Regions from separate parts of the Homo sapiens genome. Here region 1 is linked to region 2. A link is an interaction called in ENCODE POLR2A ChIA-PET data of the cell type or tissue named here. Cell type or tissue: GM12878. All regions are shown on one strand. Each heading gives the region's core, and the rest is flanking DNA. Links, peaks and the distances in the headings are about the cores only.

Region 1 (6,961 bases), core at 472-4,471, 2.0 Mb before region 2:
CTTCCCACCACCCACCATCCTCAACACAAAGCGTTCCTCCTCAGGAAGACATGGAAGCTATTTTATCCACATTCTTCTTAAATGAGATGGTTCAAAAATTATCCAAAAATGCAAAACTTACTTAATAAAAATGTTACCTCCAAGTCATTCCTTTGTAAGGTGACCAATAATCCTGATTTTCCACTGACTGCCCTGGTTTTTAACACTTAAAGTCCCACATCCTAAGAAATCCCCTACTCGCTGGCAAATTGCGATGATGGGTCACGCTATTCCTCTGTGTGTCCTCAGCTCTTTTGAAGTCAGCTGTTAAATGCAATAAAAAATAATTGGAAAATGAAAGCATTAATACAGGCCTGATATCCTAATTTGTTAGCACTGAGTGCACATTTGCCACGGCATCTGTAAAATCTAACTTTGTCAGGTGGGAATGTATATACTTAAAAGTTGGGTGCATGAAGTGCCCGCCTCTCTCTATAGGGGCTCCGTATGGAAGTGTCCTTTAAACTTCTACTGGAGTTAGTTGGTGATTCTAGGTCCCTATCAGCAGCATGGCTTCAGAATTGAGAAACTGTGAAACAACCACTGACATGAACCCAACGGTGATCCGGTTTCCTCTTGCCTTATTCAAATTGAACTTTATTCCTTTATTGTTGGTGCAACCTTACACCACATGTTAAATACACACCGTTTGTTCCTGGTTCACCTCAGACAGGCTTTTACCAAGTGAACTATTTTGTGGCAATTCCCGTCAAAGAAGGGATATGATAATGACTGTTTTCCACTGTTGACAGTGTGGGCTGGCAAATAGAAAAGCAATATCTGCTAAGTACAGTTACCTTCTCCAGCCCACTGCAACCAGAGTAATCCCGCCTTGCTTTGAAAGCCTCGCCGGATCATTCATCAATGTGTGGCATGCTGGCTTGTATTACCCCCCACCTCTTCTATTGTTGTCTTATTGTGGTTTAACTCTGAATCAACTGTACAGGGAGGCTCCTAGGCCAGACTGTGAGGTATGTGTGCCGTGGACCCTATCTCTACCAGATGGCCAGACACGTCTTACCTACAACAGACTGACTTTGAACCCAACACTCCAAGACCCACTTTACAATATTTGAAATAGAATATTACAGAAAATGCGATTATCACCCTGAATAATTTCAAAGATCAACTGGAGAAGACAAAAGTAGTGATTCATTCTACATTTCCTTCCATTTTCATATTTTAGCAATTGGTCAATTGGTGCTTGACTGATGATCAATCACACATTTCAGCTTTAAAAACAAATCACCAAGCCAATGGGATATCTGTCTTTCAAGTTGGCAATATCAATGGACAGGCCAGGTGTTTGATTCTACCTGCTGTATTCCGGCACGTCCTTCATCACCAAGTTCCATCAAACTGTCTGAAGCATGTGAACCTCCAGATCTCTTCTGTACTGATATTTCTTGCTATGACATTTCAATTCCTGAGCATAGATCAGGCCCCTTTCACCCTTTTCCAAGTTTAGTTCTTGGCCTCTGGAAGAGCTAGCTGGGTACACACTGCATGTTTTATGGCCCTTTATTTGCTCCAGCATGTAGTGATATTATTAGGCTATAACGTCCTCATTTGTAACATACTGAACCACCTCCCTATCAATCCATACAGTTTATCCCTCTAATATCCACAGAGAAGAATGTCATTCAAACCCTGATTCTGCACTAATACCCCTCCTTCTACCTGGCATCAATGCAAGAGGGCCTAGGAGAAGTCCCAGGTCTCATCTTGGGTATTTATTATTAGCAGAACTGGGTAAACAACTAGGTTTTTCACTTTGGGAGCTTTCCCATTGCAAAATTGTGCCCTTTTGCCAAATATTCTAGTTATTGTGGAAAAACTGAGCAATGCGAATTGGCTAAGTTACGTAAAGTGAAAGATCTCAGCCCAGTTGTCATAAAAATCTAAGGGACTTCACACTGAAGGACTAGCAGGAGTATAGAAAGAGGGTGTTGTGAACTCAAACTCTTGACTATTCCTTATCAGCCCTAGCAATGCACAGGGGCTAATTCAGCAAACATTTCCTAGAGAAGCCACAACAAATACATTAAGCTAAAAATGAATTCAAAGAGAAAGCTGTCCAAGATCATCTTATTCTATCATTGCACTTCAGCTTATCAAATGTGCACGTAGAGATGATGGAGACTCCAGCTGAAAAAGAGATGATAAAGAATGCCTAATAATAGGGTACTGGTTTTTCTTATTTTTCTTCTCCTTGACTGTCTGACCTGAAGAATAAAAGCTAGAGAATTATGACTGAGCCAAAGTCAGGCTTCTGAAATTAAAGTCAAACATACAGTCTTTAGTTTCCTTGGTGTTTGACCACACCTATACAGACTAGACATGCAGTGACTGTGTTTTCTTTACTTCTTCATTAAGAAAAATTCCTGGAGTTGTTTCACCTCCATGCATTTATTCCTGATCACATGCTGGAGAATATTTCCTATCTGTCATCCATTCTGTTCCACTGGCTTTGGTTTGCCATTGTGGTCACCCTAACTCAGAGTGATAGTTGAGTTATGACTGAAAACTCACCTCTGCTTACTTCCCTTCTGAAATCTGTGTGTACTTAGTAGGCAGCAGTAATTCTAAAGGTGCAGCCTTACCATTTATCAATCAGTAAATAACATATATCACCTAGTACGCACATCAGAAAAAGTACTTGGGTTATCAATTTAAACAATCATTGCAATCTCTTGGGCAAAAGTCATTATGTTTTGTTTTTCAAATTGCTCAGTGGTATGTCTTATCTTGCCAGTCAAATCTCATTTTACAGTGTGGACACCAACAGCAAAATTGAACCGAAGCTGTAATTCTTGCCTTGGGACACTAAATGGTTATATTCTTTCTTTCTGGCAAGGAGTAAAGTCCATTGGGGGTGCAAGGGAGAAATGTAGGTTTGGTCTTAGCTATAGATTCAAATTCTAGAGCTGCTACTTACTAACTCAATGATCTGAGGCAAGCGGATTGACTTATCTGAGATGGTTTTGCACTAGTGAACTGAGAAAAACAGTTTACCTCCCAGGGTCCTTATGCAGTTTGGAGAAGGGAAGGCATGGGAATTGTCCTGCACCACGTGTGTTCTGTCAGAAGACATCAGGGAATGCAGCTCCATGGTGAGGGGCAAAGGTGGCCAGCATCAAGGTCCTCTTCCTGCTGGTTGCACTCAGACAGGGAGCTCCCTCTGTTTTGCCTGAAAACTCACCTCTAGGAACAATCATGTGCAAAGCCATCTTATAATACAGGAGTTCTCATCTCCTCTCATGTTTGAATTGTGGGACACAGAAGCCGTGCACTCCAGTTCCTTCAAGATCTGCTGTTTTCACTAGAATGTATGCAGAGATCCTGAGCTGCCTTAAAATATCTTAAACAATTTGCATGCCCTCAAAGTGCTGCTGCACCTCCCAGGGAGAGCAATGTAGGTACTAGGCTTTTCTGAGTCTTATTCTAGTTCTTTTATTGTCCAACCACTTGAATAGTTAAATAGTTTAGATTACTTGAATAAATATAATTTAATTAGCTTGTTCCTAGGAAACCAAGCTTTATCATGCCAGTTTTCCTGAAGTGCCTTGCATTGTACTGATAAGCTATAAAGTTTGTGCCACTTAGTTAACTTTCTAACTTTCTTGGCTTTTATAGGATGTGTGTATTCCCAGCAATCAAGTGTGAGAATCTATCTCTTATCTTGGTTACAGAACTTAACGAAATATTTGTCGCTGCTCAGTTACCCCTTCTGTTCTTCATTTGTTGATGAAGTGCTTATACCACCTGACACTGAATCAAGTACCAGATATAATTTCTGTGCTGCTGTGTGAAGGCGCAAAGATATGTCTGCTATTTGCTGTTCCTTGTGATGTGGTGTGCTCTTACTAGCAATAAGTTTACAGTGAAAATGTTTACTTGAATTGTAGAAATGCACCTGGATGGAGTGAACATAGCCCAAGTTTGGAAGCAATAACACTTGTCAGTTCACTGAGTCCTAGAGATGGAATTTTAGTTTAGTTAACAGGAAGCCCACGCCAGCAAGGTGCTTTCTAGTGTTTGTTTGGTGTTGGATTTCTTCCTCAGATTGCAGTGAGTGGGGTGAGATTGGGAGGCACAGGTGATGGGAAGCTTCTTTCATAGTTGCACACTGGACCATGTGAATGTTTATGGGGAACATATGAGAACATGTAACCTAGGCACAAGCTGAAATAAAAATGACAATACTGATGCCAATCTTTCATCATAAGGCTAACCTTACATGTGGCCATGAAGAACATATGGGCATACAGAGTAACAGAGGATTCTATTAACTTCAGCATTTTATTCAATCAATCCATCCATCTACCTACATATCCATTCATCCATTTATCTACCTATGCATGCATGCATCTTTCCATCCATCCATCCATCCATCCATCCATCCATCCATCCATCCATCCACCTATGCATCTATCCAACCATCCATTTATCCATCTATCCATCCGTTTATCCATACATCCATTCATCCATACATCCATCCACCTATGCATCTATCCAACCATCCATTTATCCATCTATCCATCCGTTTATCCATACATCCATTCATCCATCCATCCATCCATCCATCCATCCACCTATGCATCTATCCATCCATCCATTTACCCATCGATCCATCCATCCACCTATGCATCTATCCATCTATCCATTTAGCCATACATCCATTTATCCATCCATCCATCCATCCATCCATCAATCCATTTATCCATCCATCCATCTACCTATGCATCCATCCATCCATCTGTCCATCCATCCATATACCTATACATCCATGCATCCATCCATCCATCCATCCATGCATCCATCCATCCATCCATCCATCCATGCATCCATCCATCCATCCATCCATCCATCCATCCATCCATCCATTCACCCATCCATCCATCCATCCACTTATGCATCCATCCATCTACCTATGCATCCATCCATCCATCCATCCTTCATTTTTTAGTTTTATTAAATGACTTTTCCTCTCTCTTAAAATTCAAGCTCAGTGTAACTTCTAACTTTGAAAGTTTCCTGTCAGAAGGGCTAAGTTCAAGTGTGGTTCTCAATATGCATTTATTCTATTATGAACAGTAAATCCCTGATGTTAAATTTGCAGAGTGAGATTGGTATTACCAGTCTGATAGATAAGCAGGTAAATAACAGCTCCCTTTAACCCACACACACACTCCTCATACCAGCCAGGTGCAAGTATTGTGGTAATAATGCAGACTAATGTAAAACATAATTTACCATCTAAAGATTATGTTGAAATTCTGCTTCCTTTGTAATATGTTCCTCTTTTTTAAAAATTAAAATCAAGCATTGGAGAGATTCAGACTTTGTCTGTGTTTTTAACACTAATCTTAACTAGCATTTTTAAAATGTTACCTCCAGGTCACTGTAACTCATCTCTTGAAGACCCCAAGCAGATAGTAGGGAATATAGAAATATTTGCATCCTTCACATTAGCTGCAACGAACTCAAAGCAAATCAAAAGCAGCCTCAGAATTCTTTTGGCCTGCATTCCACAGAAAGATTCTTCCAAAAGTTAATCTTCATCATATAGGCCAACAGTAACCAATACTCCTGGATCTGATTGAAATTGGCAACACGCAAAAAACTCTAGTGAGCTTAGAGCTTTAAGAAAAATCAAGACTTCTTCAGTGGGCATTATTCTTATTCCTAAGCCATTATCCAAAACAGCAAAGAAACCAGACCCTAGCCTAGATACATGATTCGTTTTAGCTCTGATGATAACAGCTGCTATTTGTTGAAGGTTTGCTGTGGATCAGGAATTAGATTTAAATGCCTTATGTCTACCGTGTCATTTAATTATTAATTTATTCTTATAGCATATTGACTATCATATCAACAAATCAGAGTATGTAAGACAGGTATTATTCTTCTTACTTTATAAATGATAAAACTAAGTCTTGAATTAAGTCACTTGCCCAAGGTCAAATAGTTGGTGAACTGAGAAGCAGAAATTCAAATCTTGATCTCACTTCACAGGCCTCACCTTGAATCACTGTACTGGACAGCCACCTCTGAATTCAGTCTTTGTGGGTGGTCTCAGGGTTAACTGGGCTGAACTAATGGTTCACACCACAAAAAAGGCAAAAATGGCCAAAAATGAACATGTGTCAGGCAAAGTTCTGTTTGATTTCCAGCTGTAAACACCTTTCATTCTCTTTCTCCTTCCTTCCTTTCTCTTTCTCTCTCTTTCTTTCTTTCCTTTCCTTCTTTCTTTCTTCCCTTTCCTTCTTTCTTTCTTCTTTCCTTTCTCTGTCTCTCTTTCCCTTCCCTTCCTTCCTCTCTCCTTCCTTCCCTCCTTTCTTTCTTTCTCTCTCTCTCTTTCTTTCTTTCTTTTCTTTCTTTGTTATTATAAATGGAATTACTTATAAGGATCTCGTATCCTGGTTTCAGATACAGTCTTATGAAGAGGTTCCCAGCTGAAGAGATTGGAAGGCAGATGGTAGCCCTCCTTTTTTCTTTCCAGTAGTATTTTTAGTGTCATGATGTAATGAAGTAAAGCAGTGGCCTCAACCCTGACCACATATTAGAATCACCCAGAAAGAATCACTCATTTTTTTTTTTAATGTCCAAGAGATTCTGATTTCATTGGTCTGGGGTGGGGCCTGGACATCAATGTTGTTTGTAAGATCCTGAGATGACTGGAATGAAGCCAGGCTGAGAATCAGGCATATGGCCACACAGAGAGGACTTTGGGAATAGAACCAGGATGCGGTAAACTCCGACGTAGAATCCAGGTCTCCAGCCCCGCCTTGCCTTCCCCTGAGCCTCTCTCTCTGACTTCCTTCTGTTTGTAGACCCTGTGATGACGGCGCCTGTAGAAACCTTCTGTGGTCATGGAGGTGTCTGTGCCATTTCCTGCACATCATGAATGAGTCACTAG
Region 2 (8,044 bases), core at 1,636-5,635:
GTAATCCCAGCTACTCAGGAGGCAGAGGCAGGACAATTGCTTGAACCCAGGAGGCAGAGGTTGCAGTGAACCAAGATCACGCCACTGCACTCTAGGCTAGGCAACAGAGCGAGACTCCATCTCAAAAAAAAAGAAAAAAAAAAAAAAGCCCGGGCGCAGTGGCTCACGCCTGTAATCCCAGCACTTTGGGAAGCCGAGGCGGGTGGATCACGTGGTCAGGAGATCGAGACCATCCTAGCTAACACGGTGAAACCCTGTCTCTACTAAAAATACAAAAAATTAGCCGGGCGTGGTGGCGGGCGACTGTAGTCCCAGCTACTAGGGAGGCTGAGGCAGGAGAATGGCATGAACCTGGGAGGTGGAGCTTGCAGTGAGCCGAGATTGCGCCAGCCTGGGCGACAGAGCAAGACTTCGTCTCAAAAAAAAAAAAAAAAAAAAACAGTGAAAGGCAACAGGATGACCATACGTTCTTGGAAGATTGGGAGACCTGGGCCAGATCCCCAAGAAATACTGTGGAAGTCATCCGGGTCCTTTTACATTCGAAGCCTTAAGCACTGACTGAGCTCGCTCCATAACCTGGCCTCGCAGTGCTGTTATTTTTTAGGATGGCTTCTCTTCTCTTCTCTCTTCTTTGCCAACCTAGAATATAGGAGGACTGAGGGCAGGAATTGCTTTTTCCACTATTTAGCCTCCACGACACCACTCAGTGCACATAGAGCATTGTCGATTAACACTGGAACGAAGGAAGAGACCAGGAGCTGGAGGATAACTGACTGGGTGACGCCCAACGGCCAGGCCCTCGGGGCCTGGACATTTCTATAGGGGGCTGCCCCGTGTCATATGTGAGGCTGAAAAAAATGGCTGAAAAAAAAGTCTTCCGATTCATCTGCAGTTCATTAGTGTGATGATTGGGTGTTCACGCACATGCGTGATATGTGCCACCCTCAAACTTTGTTACAATGGTCGGCACATTGTCTGATGTGAAAAAAAAAAAAAGTCTTTCTTTTGTTTTCAGACAGGGTCTTGCTCTGTACTGGAGTGCAGTGGCGTGATCTTGACTCAATGCAGCTTCAACTTCCCTGGCTCAAGTGATTCTCCCACCTCAGCCTCCCAAGTAGCTGAGGCTACAGGTGCATACCATGCCTGGCTAATTTTTTTTTTCTTTTTAGAGTCAAGGTTTTACTTTGTTGCCCAGGCTGGTCTTAAACTTCTGGGCTCAAGCAATCCCCCTGCTTCGGCTTCCCAAAGTGCTGGGATTACAGGAGTGAGCCACCCTTTAACACTCTAAAATCATAATATCTATCTACCTACCTACATCTATCTATCTATCTACCTACATCTACCTACCTACCTACATCTATCTACCTACCTACATCTAACTACATCTATCTCTCTACCTATCTACCTACCTACCTACATCTACCTACCTACCTACATCTACCTACCTACCTACATCTACCTACATCTATCTCCCTATCTACCTACGTACCTACATCTATCTACCTACCTACATCTACCTACCTACCTAACTACATCTACCTACATCTATCTCTCTACCTACCTACCTATCTACATCTACCTACCTACCTACATCTATCTACATACCTACCCTACATCTACCTACCTACCTACCTACATCTCTCTACCTACCTACCTACATCTACCTACCTACCTACATCTATCTACCTACCTACCTACCTACATCCATCTCTCTACCTACCTACCTACATCTACCTACCTACCTACATCTATCTATTTACCTAACTACTTCTATCTATCTATCTATCTATCTATCTATCTATCTATCTATCTATCATCTATCTACGTATCAACCTATGTTTTTACGTGTTTGTCTGCAGTTCTTGGTTCATAACTCCTGCCCTCCTTTGACCTGCCCCAAGGCAGGACTCTAATCTGACTACGGTTCATAAGACCCTCATTCTGGAGAGGGTCCTGTCCCACACCCTGGAGGAAGCAGTGCTGTGCAGACAGGCCAAGAAGAATCTGAACAGGCAGGCCCTGCTAGGTTTCCCCAGTCACTGTATTAAGTATTAGATCACACTCTTTTTGTCCAATCACACTTCGACACGGTTGTCCATGCTTTAGTCATACCCATCCAATGAAGTTTCCATAAAAGGCCCAAGAGGACTGGGTTTGGTGAGCTTCCAGAGAGCAGAGCACATGAAGGTTCTGTGCCCACGGAGGGCACAGGAGCTCTGCACCTCTTCCCCCATACCTTGCCCTACGCATCCCTTCATTTGTATCCTCAGTAGTAGCCTTTATAATAAACCAGTAAACGTGTTTCTGGAGTTCTGGGAGCTGCTCTGACAAATTAACTGAACCCAAAGAGGGGGTTCGTGGGAATCCCAACTTGAAGCTAGTCAGTCAGAAGTTCCAGAGGCCCAGACTTGTGACTGGTGTCTGAAGTGAAGGGTGCTCTTGGGGACTGAGCCCTCACCCTGTGGGATCTGACACTATCTCCAAGCAGATAGAGTAGGAATTGAATTGGAGGACACCCAACTGGTGTCCACTGCGGAATCAATTGCTTGCTTGCTGGTGGGGAGAACTCCCCGCATATTTGGGGTAAGAGAAGTCTTCTGTGTTGATTGTTATGTTGTTGAGTGAGGACACAGTTGTTTTTTTTTTTCCAGATATAGAACTGTGTTAGTCCTCTTGTGACTGGCTTATTTCATTCAACTTAATGTCTTCAAGGTTCATCCATGTTGAGGATCTGACATCCATGTTGTGTAGCACGTGTCAGAATTTCATTCCTCTCGAGGCTGAGTACTAACGCGCTGCACGCACAGATCTCACTTTGTTATCCGCACACCCACTGAGACACACAGGGATTGCGTCCACCTTTTGGCTGCTGTGAATAATGCTGCTATGAACATCGGTACACAAACACCTGTTCAAGTATAGCTATATTTTTTAATAATCACTTTTTCCATTGCACGAATTTTCTTTTTTTTGGACAGGGTCTCACTCTGTCACCCAGGCTGGAGTGCAGTGGCTCAATCATAGCTCACTGCAACCTCGAACTCCTGTGCTCAACTGATCCTCCTGTCTCAGCCTCCCAAGTGGCTGGGACTACAGGTGTGCACTACCACACCCAGCTAATTTTTAAATTTACTGTAGAGATGATGTCTCCCTACATTGCCCAGGCTGGTCTCGAACTCCTGGACTAAAGTGCTAGGACTACAGGCATGAGCCACCATGCCCGGCCCCCCTAATTTTCATTTAGATTATTCTTAAATTTTTGCTAACTGTATGATTTTAAACTGTTCGACAGAAGGCAATTATTTCAAGATTGAAATAAATCCCTGGTTTTTATTAAATTAGTTAATTAAGAGCAAAACAGCTCTGCTGCTTTCAATGATGAAGACTGCTTTGGTAAAAACAGAAATAGAAGACTCTAAGGGAATGCAAATATTAAACCACACAGCTTGCCCTGTTTTAAATCCACCGTGTATAATTGAAGAAGCTCTCTAGACAACATGGGCCCTCCAGGCTGCTGTAATGAAATTGAGCAGAAAAATTACAAGGAACTTCTCGGTTCAATGACATCACCCTGAAGGTTTCTGTTTCACAGCAGCCAGATGAAATCTCCTCTTTCTCAGAGTGTCTATCATTAGTTATGTTCTCTGACATTTATTTTCTACCTTTATAAAAAATTATGCAGCCAGGCATGGTGGCTCTCGCCCGTAATCCCAGCACTTTGGGAGGCCGAGGCAGGAGGATTGCTTGAGCCTAGGAGTTCCAGACCAGCCTGGGCAATGTGGCAAACCCCGTCACTACAAAAAATATAAAAATTAGCCAGGTGTGGTGGTGTGCATGTGTGGTCTCAGCTATTTGGGAAGATCATTTGAGCCTGGGGAGGTCGAGGCTATGGTGAGCTGTGATTGTGCCACTGCACTGCAGCCTGGGTGACAGTGAGATCCTGTCTTAAAAAAAAAAAAGTTTTAAAAAAAATTATGCAAATTTTGGCCGGGCACGGTGGCTCACGCCTGTAATCCCAGGACTTCGGGAGGCCAAGGCAAGTGGAGTTCAAGACCAGTCTGGCCAACATAGCAAAATCCCGTCTCTACTAAAAGAAAAAAAAAAATACAAAAATTAGCCGGGCTTGGTGGTGCGCACCTGTAATCCCAGCTACTCAGGAAGCTGAGACACAAGAATCACTTGAACCCCAGGGGCGGGGTTGCAGTGGGCTGAGATTGCACCACTGTACTCCAGCCTGGGCGACAAAGTGAGACTTCATCTCGAAAAAACTAAACAAAACAAAACAAAACCAAAAGTTAGCCAGGAGTGATAGCATGCACCTGTACTCCCAGCTACCCAGGAGGCTGAGGCACAAGAATCACTTGAGCCCAGGAGGTGGAGGTTGCAATGAGCTGAGATCGCACCACTGCACTCCAGCCTGGGTGACAGAGTGAAACTGTGTCTCAAAAAAAAAAAAAAAAAAAAGTTACACAAATTTTAATTTGCCCTTGACAAAGACTCTCTCCTTGAGCTGATTCTAGCTAGGCTCCTCTGAGCCCTCTGCTTGACAAATGATTCTGTCCACCCCCACAGCCCCAAACAACACTAGCATGGATCCCTAGGATGGGGACACCAGTCCTCTTCAAACACTTGTCCGAGAAAGCTCAAGGTTGCCAAATAATTTACTGTTTGTTCCTGCGAGACCCCTGACCTCCCTTTCTTAGAGCATTTTCTTTTAAGTTTACAATGATAAATACTTTCTCTGTCCCTTTGAGATGTGTATGTGTCTCCCACAACCTAGGAATGTGTTTCTCAAGGACCTGGGAGCCATCCCTTTGAAACAGAATCATCAAGAAAGACAGAGTCTCGATCTCCCAGCCTCTGTGGGAGGGTAGGAGCCTCATTTGGATAAGCCCCAGTTAGCAAACCCAGATGGCCTAATCACATCTATGGACTGAGCAGCCTCCCCACCTGCTCTTTTGTAATTTTCTACTTCTCCAACTCTCCTTAAACTTCCTGCTCCTTCCCCCTCCCTCCTCCCTCATCCTTTCCCAGTCATCTCCACACAAATCTAAACTGAACCCAACACTTTCCCTTACCGCAGTGGTTATTGAATCACATCTGTCTTTACCATCTTTCACTAGAGTCTGGTTTTGTTTATCTTTGGCATCTTTATGGCTGCGAGCTCCTTGAGGCAGGTGCCATTTCCTCTTTCTAAAGATTTTATTCCACTTGGTGCCCAGAAGGCGCTAACCCATGTACCAGGCAGTGTCCTCAGCAGCAGGGTACAAGGAATGAGAGCCCCTGACCTCAGGCAGTTCCCAACTTAAAAAAGAAGCACCAGATCTTCATAGGTCTCCCCCAAAGCACAGCAAACAGCACCTCCACTTCACTACCCCAAGCATTCCCACTAGCTCTTGTTACCTATCCTTCCCTCCCAAACACGATTTATAAGGAAGTAGAGTTATGACAAATGCCACCCACTAATCTGCAGAAGCCCAGAGGCTTCCCCAGGCTCCTCACCTCATCACCCCCTTTGACTTGGGGTGGCCTCTTCACCACCTCCTTCACCAGGTGCAGCAGCGTGTCAGTCTGCAGGGTGCTGAGTGCACACACCAAGTCGACAAGGGTTAGCTGGGATGCACTTGCCGTTGGGATAATCTGCCAAGAAAAAAAAAAGTTCCTTGAAAGCTTATAGAGAGAAAGTAAAAATAAGGATGACACATCCTTATTGTATTCTACAGTAGTCGTCCCTGGAGAAATCAATCTGTTTTCATCTCTTTTTTTTTTTTTTTGAAACACGGTCTCACTCTGTCACCCAGGCTGGAGTGCAGTGGTGCGATCTTGGCCACCACCACGCCCAGCTAAGTTTTGTATTTTTAGTAGAGATGAGGTTTCGCCATGTTGGCTAGGCTGGTCTCAAACTCCCGACCTCAGGTGATCTGCCCGCCTCGGTCTTCCAAAGTGCTGGGATTACAGGCATGAGCCGCCACCGCGCCCGGCCTGTTTTAATCTCTTAAACAAACATTTCCTATTGAACTAGGTAAAGGCTCCACCCAGGGGAACAACATAATTTGATACAAATTAGGAATAAAAGGTGCAGGCCATGATGGGGCTGTAATAGTGGTATGTTTGAATTTAGTAGAAAGCATTTTAGAAACAAATATACTAAATTTGAAGGAAACAAGAGATGGAATCAAAAATACGAAGACAGGAAGTAAAAACAGATAAACCAGGCTCCCATTTGCTAGCCTTGGAAGGAAAGCCCTGGTATGGGAGGCATATTTTTGATGACAGAAGTCTGCATACCCTGGTCATGGGCATTTGGAAGAAAAACAACTAGCACCAGGTTCCTCACCAGGGAAGGAGCCGACAGGCGCTCAGGAGGGTGGCCTTGGACACTGACCACTGACTCTTCCTCAGAGAACAGGCGCCCATGTCTGCCACAAAGGCTGAGCACTGGGGGAGTGTCAAGGAGGTGCAGCAGCAGATCCCGAGCAGGGGATGGAGCAGGGGTGGGAGGGAACAAAGGAAGAGGATTGAGGTTGAAAAAGGTAAGCCGACCCCTGCAGGACTTCATCATGGACCAGTCAAGTGGATAAAGAACGGGCAAAATACAAACTGATATTATCTTTGGGCTCACGCCTGTAATCCCAGCACCTTGGGAGGCCGAGGCAGGCGGATCACGAGGTCAGGAGTTTGAGACCAGCCTGGCCAACATGGTGAAACCGTCTTTACTAAAATTACAAAAATTAGCTGAGTGTGGTGGCATGCACCTGTAATCCCAGCTGCTCAGGAGGCTGAGGCAGGAGAATTGCTTAAACTCAGGAGGCAGAGGTTGCAGTGAGCTGAGATCGCTCTGTCTCAATAGAAAAAAAAAAAAAGAAATTATCTTTGGGCATAGAAATATGATTGGTGATTTCAATTTTCTTTATTATCATGGACAAATGTAATTTCCTTTTTTTTTTTTTTTTTTACATGAAGTGTCACTCTGTTGTCTAGGCTAGAGTGCAGTGGCACAATCGTAGCTCACTGCAGCTTCATATTCCTGGCTTCAAGTGATCCTTCCATCTCAGCCTCCCAAGTAACTAGGACTATAGGCGCATACCACCATGCCCAGCTAACAAGTGTGATTTCTACACATTAAAAAAGCAATAAGATGGTACTACAAATAAAAAAAGGCCCACAGTGCTAGGATAAGTGACCATTTCTTAAGCCAAATGGGTGGCATGTTCTTAGGTAAAGTTTTTTTTTTTTAGATAGGGACTTGCTTTGTCGCCCAGGCTGGAATGCAGTGGCACAATCATGGCTCACTGCACCCTCCACCTCCCAGGCTCAAGTGATCCTCCCACCTTAGCCTCTTGAGTAGCTGGGACTATAGGTGCACAACACCACGCCCGGCTAATTTTTTGCCATATTGCCCAGGCTGGTCTCAAACTCCTAGACTCAAGCGATCTGCCCGTCTTGGCCTCCCAAAGTGTTGAGATTATAGGTGTGAGCCACTGTGCCATTTTTATTCTTTAAAAATGTTCATGTTATATATACTCTTATATGTATTTTAGATTTAAAAAGATTAAACACAAGTACTATATACTCATTACAGAAAAATTAGAAAACAGAAGTCAGGTGCGCTCTTCCCTACCTGCCCAATACACATTCTACTTGTACTGAGACACAGCTATATTATCTCATGCATTTCAAATGATGAAATCGGCAAGGTGTGGTGGCTCACGCCTGTAATCCCAGCACTTTAGGAGGCCGAGGTGGGTGGGTCACCTGAGGTCAGGAGTTCAAGACCAGCCTGGCCAACATGGCGAAACCCTGTCTCTACTAAAAAATACAAAAATTAGCCGGGTGTGGTGGCGGGCACCTATAATTCCAGTTACATGGGAGGCTGAGGCAGGAGAATGACTTGAACCCAGGAGGTGGAGGGTGCAGTGAGCCAAGATCGCACCACTGCACTCCAGCCTGGGTGAAAAGAGAGAGACTCCATCTCAAATAGATAAAGAAATAAAATAAGATAAAATGATTAAATCAACTCAATAGTTTCCCATGCTGGCTTCCA

What was found. Peaks named below come from ENCODE experiments on the same cell type or tissue, not always from the same donor. Only the 100,000 strongest peaks of a DNase experiment are listed, where the experiment ranks them.
Region 1: POLR2A ChIA-PET joins it to region 2 with 5 read pairs; 1 of 35 experiments calls an interaction of 5 or more read pairs at or near these places.

Annotation. Positions count from the first base shown.
Region 1 is chr21:38,245,023-38,251,983 of GRCh38, reverse strand. It overlaps a transcript of KCNJ15 not described here. Among named protein-coding and RNA genes, the nearest start is that of KCNJ15, 8.5 kb to the left of the region's middle. RefSeq lists enhancers at 6,650-6,699, 6,780-6,859. In GM12878, for the core only: no CTCF peak of the experiment used is centred there; a DNase peak (open chromatin) is centred at 2,539.
Region 2 is chr21:36,251,368-36,259,411 of GRCh38, reverse strand. DOP1B (DOP1 leucine zipper like protein B) reads right to left here. Exons shown (of 37, transcript NM_001320714.2): 23 at 5,503-5,640. LOC124905072 (small nucleolar RNA U13) reads left to right here and starts at 881; the gene lies at 881-986. RefSeq lists enhancers at 3,442-3,491, 5,262-5,361. In GM12878, for the core only: no CTCF peak of the experiment used is centred there; DNase peaks (open chromatin) are centred at 3,531 and 4,265; H3K4me3 peaks cover 686 bases; H3K27ac peaks cover 1,744 bases.